Regions from separate parts of the Homo sapiens genome. Here region 1 is linked to region 2. Evidence: read pairs that join two places in POLR2A ChIA-PET (ENCODE). Cell type or tissue: Caco-2. All regions are shown on one strand.

Region 1 (2,500 bases), 110 kb after region 2:
CACCATGTTGGCCATGCTGGTCTTGAACTCCTGACCTCAAGTGATTCACCTGCCTCAGCCTTCCAAGGTGCTGGGATTAGAGGCATGAGCCACTGCACCCAGCCCAAATTGATTCTTTTATAAGCAAAAACTAATATGTAAAATCATCTTTCCCTTCTGTCAAATATTTGATGCTTCTTTGATCACATGTTCTTATATCTAATTGGGTCTGTTTCTAGGCTGTCAGTTCTGTTTAGCTGATCATCAAAGTTTCTAATCTTAAGGGTTTTTTGGTCTTACTTTGTTATAATTCATTATAACTACTATTATAAAGACAGTCTTCTTCATCTTTTTTGTACTACCAATGAATAACAAACATGACAAAAACTATCTGCATTATATAGTTTTTTTCTTTAGTTCAAGTAATACTCTGGGAATTTTTATTAACTCACTGCCGTCATTTTGAATATCCTTTTTTAAAAAACGAAGGATAGGAAAATGCTAGATAGAGGATCCTGATAAATGAAATCAAAGTAGCAGATATTTGCTAGGTTTCTGCTTGTAATATGAATACATACAGACAGTTAAGCATGTATAAGTATATGTAAGTATATATAAGGGCTGATCTCAAAGACAAAAGGGGTTCAAAGAATAACTGATGTAAGTTTCTGTAGTTTCAGATAGTACTTCTGAGTTTTTGATGGCTGAAAACTTAGTGAAAGCATCAGTGCCGGAGGATGAGATTCTGACTGTCTTGAATAGCAAACAGATACAGAAATCAAATCTACCTTTAAATAAAACTCAACAATTCAACATCTGCACACTGTCAGCTGAAGAACAGAAGATCCTAGAGTCCCTTAATGATCTCAGTGAAAGACTACATTGTAAGTATGGAAGAACACCTTTTATAAGAAATACTGCATTTATACTTAGACAATTTTAATTTAAACTTTAATTTAAAAATTGAAAAGAAAAATACAAAATATATCCATATTACCAACTACCTGAGTGCATAACCATTCAGACTATATTTGAATACTATTTCAAGTATGCCATATCATTTATGATGATGTCAACTTCTTTGGCAGACTTATCTGTCTTTTCAGAATATATGAATAGACTTCTGTTTCAGCAATGGACAGGCTACATATCTATACTGACCATCCATCAAAACAACCATAAATCCTTGATTAAGTATTTTTTAAACCTGCAATATAGTGATGAGCTAGTAAGAATGTAAGACATTCTTAAGACCAATAACTAAATGTAGATAAGAACTCAAAAAGATAAGGAGAGTGCAGCAGCTAGCTCTTGTCCTGAGGATATTTAACTCATGGGGTGAAATTGAACTTTGCTTTCCATGGCCTCATAGGAAAAAGGGAACAGGCCTACTCAGGATGAGTAGTCTCACAGAAGATCTTTCCACCATAAAGCTGGGCCACCCGAAGAGCTGTGCACTACACATGCATACACAGAGGAGGCAGCGCAGGGAGAGGGAATTTTTTTCTAAAAAAAAAAAAAAGGCTTGCATTTTTTAAACTTCAGTATTGAGCAGGTGATAGAGGAAAAATGATCCCTGAGAATGTAGAATCACAGTCTAATACAAGTATCACACTAATTTACAGCCCATACTCACATTAACTGAATAGTTCTTAAGATCTCAAGCAAAGAACTTAATTTAGAATGATCCCAAACTGGTAGTATTCCAAAACACTTGGGAAAAGTACATTTATGTATCTTCTGCACCTATATTCCAGTCCTCAAAGAATTATCACAAGTGAAATCCAAGGAAAATGAGCAGCCTACAATTAAAAAAAAAGTAAATAACTTAATCCGTAATGAAAAAAGGCACCAAGAAAAAAAATCAAAAGAATCCACAAAACAGAATAAACAGACCCAGAAAGGATTCAGATAATGAAATTACCAGGCACAAACTATAAATAACTATGCTTGTATGCTCTAAAGTTGTCAGAAATAAGCTTTAAAATGCAGAAATGCAGTCATTTTTAAACTTAAACATGCAGGGAATAAGAAACTATAAAGAAAGAGCAAACAGATTTGAAAAATGGCCCAAATAGAATGCCTGGAAATTGAAAATATAATAATTGAAATGTAAAATTTAGTAGGTGGTTTAACCACCAGATTACAGACGTCTGAACAGAGAATTAGTAAACTAGATTATGAATCAAAGAAATTTATCCACAGTATATCTTAGAGAGACAAAGAGATGGAAAATATGATATAGAGCTTAAAAGACACAAAAGAGTAAATAAAAAGGTCTGAAAGGCTAAGACAATATCTAAAGTGATAACGGTTGACAACTTTTCCAATTTGATGAACAATGCCAATCTACAGATTCAACAACCCAACACATTTCAGAGTAAATAAAAAGAAATGACCACTAAGATACATCCACAATGAATGTTAATCAGCAACAAAAAGGCAGAAAACAATGAAAAAAAATCAGGAGATATTGACAACATGTCCAATGTGCTGAGAGAAAGTAACTTTCAAATTTAAT
Region 2 (2,500 bases):
AACTCCAAAGATGTAGCCATTTGTGTATCACCTATCTGTGAACTGGAAGCTCCCTCCCCACTTCAAGTCTTCCTGTTTTTGCTTCAAGTTGTCCCCTCTTTCCAGACTGAACAAATGTGCTTCTTAATTGATGTCTCATGTATCCCTAAATGTGTAAAACCAAGCTGTGCCCTGACCACCTTGGGCACATGTCATCAGGACTTCCTGAGGCTGTGTCACAGGCGCATCATCAACCTTGGCAAAATAAACTTTCTAAATTAACTGAGACCTGCCACAAATTTTCAGGATTCATAGACCCCGAGAGGAAAATGTATCCTTAAGGACAGAGGGAGGACAGAGCTTGGAAACTATTAATTCTTTTGGTCTCCCTCCAAAAGAGCCTGGATATTTTTCGAGTTATGTGTAATCCATGCTCGCCCCTGAGGCAGACCCACCCTCCTGAGGGACTTAAAGACAGGACCATTATGTGGTTCATGTTTCTTCAAAAAGGAAGTTTATCTGGTACCAAGTTTTTCTGAACTGCCAGAGGTAGTTGCAGTTGAGACCCCTCACACACCCTTAAAAAGGCTCTGAAGTTACTGACACAAAAAAGACATCTGGCTACAAGAAGGGGCTTCTCCTGGATCTCCATCATCCATGTCAGTAGATACCTAATGAAGCTCTCCACTGAATCCCAGTCCCATGTCCTGCACCATAAATCACATCGTTTTCTTCTCAGATAGCCCATCCACCTCCCACCTTGGCCCAGAACAAGAACCTGAGCTTATAAACTGAGACTACCCATGCCTGCTCCCTTAATGTGCAAATCAAAAAAATCAGAGATAGTTGTGAATCTTTAAACACCAGTTATAACTGAATAATTCTTCAGACCAAAACTCAAATACAAAAAGACTAATAGCTAACATGCTGGTAATAAGCTAGTAGGACACTTTTAAATAAGTCTAGCCACTTAAAGAGGTTTGGGTGTAAGAGTATATCTGGTTATGGATTACTAAAGGACATTTGGTTATTGATTGTAGAAGCATAATCATTAACCCTGTTAGGTGTCATTTTGTGTACAGGAAAAGGCAAGGACTAGGATCATTTCTCTTTTAAGGAATGTGGTGACTTAGGTAAGAGACTTGGAGCCTGTTTTTGTTTCCAAAGCATCTTTTCGGAGAACTGCAGGTCATCACAGAGTCAGGGGCTTTGTGAAATTATGCTGGCAAACAGAAATGAGCAAATATGGCTTCTTACATTTGCTTCTTTGTCTCACAAGCTCCCCCTTTTGGTCACAAATCAATCACCTGGTTGTATTTATAAGACCAATGCTAATTATTCCACATAGTTAGGAAGGCTCTTTTCCAGGAAGGTTGATAGTCTTCAGTTGCGGTTATACGGAATGAACATTGAGCCCAGTGTGCATACTTGCCTATTTATTGAAAAACATGCTTCAGATCGCATCTTATCTTAATTAGCATAAGCCAGGTTTCCTGACGTTGCCTTCTCTTGCACCTAACACAACACCTCAATAGGATTATTATGAGGATACTACAGATAATATATAGCAGTACATACTTAAGTGAGTTAAAGCATTAAAGTAAGTTAAAGATTGGGAGAAAAACATGATAATAATTTTTTAAAAACTGTAACATACACTTGTTTCTTTATTTATTTATTTAGAGACAGGGTCTCACTTTGTCACCCAGCCTAGAGTGCAGTGGCATGAACACGGCTCCCTGCAGCCTCAACCTCCCAGGCTCAAGGGATCCCCCCACCTCAGACTTATTATTTTTATTATAGATTCAGGGGGTAACTGTGGAGGTTTGTTACATGGATATATTGCTTAATGATGAGGTTTGTCCTTCAAGTATACTCATCACCCAAATAACGAATATTGTGTCAAAGGTGGAATTTTTCAACCCTCATCTCCTTTGGTAAACTCCTCCCATCTAGGGAGTTACTTGGCAGTACAGTTTCCATGTGTGTTATACATGCAGCCATTTCTTCCTAGTAACTTTCAACTAGGAAAATTTCCCTTCTGGAGAAACAAAATATCTCAAGGAAGAACTTACCTCTTTGTCAAGGAGTCAAAACAACTAGATGAATAAAACTCAGGACCAGAAACAAAGTAGGAGATCTGAGATTCAAGGGAGAGTCACCCAGTTGTCTCCAACCACGAAGAAGTTGGAGGGACTCAGAGGGCAGATGCTGGCCCCAAGGTGCTGGATCCCCACAATGTTCCAGACAACCCTGGGCAGTCCACTGTGAGTTCCTTCGTGGTTGTCAGGATTGTTCACTAAACAAAAAAGAAATCAAGCTTTTAAAGCATTAAAGTTAGTTTTATTCAGAAGTCTTACTGAGGGCTGTAGACCAAAGGCTACAGTCCAGGTGCAGTTCTATCAGACTACTTTGATGCAGTATTTTAGTTCAAAGCTTATATACAGGTGGTAAAGATTCAGTACATGCAAAATTACATCAAAGTTTGGGAGTAAGAGTACATCTGGTTATAGTTTACTAA

What was found. Peaks named below come from ENCODE experiments on the same cell type or tissue, not always from the same donor. Only the 100,000 strongest peaks of a DNase experiment are listed, where the experiment ranks them.
Region 1: POLR2A ChIA-PET joins it to region 2 with 7 read pairs; 2 of 35 experiments call an interaction of 5 or more read pairs at or near these places.

The regions. Positions count from the first base shown.
Region 1 is chr11:101,986,179-101,988,678 of GRCh38, forward strand. CEP126 (centrosomal protein 126) reads left to right here. Exons shown (of 11, transcript NM_020802.4): 9 at 654-863. Among named protein-coding and RNA genes, the nearest start is that of CFAP300, 60 kb to the right of the region's middle. In Caco-2, no CTCF peak of the experiment used is centred here; a DNase peak (open chromatin) is centred at 1,393.
Region 2 is chr11:101,879,146-101,881,645 of GRCh38, forward strand. No RefSeq gene overlaps it. Among named protein-coding and RNA genes, the nearest start is that of CEP126, 35 kb to the right of the region's middle. In Caco-2, a CTCF peak has its summit at 1,283 (motif pointing left); a DNase peak (open chromatin) is centred at 1,236.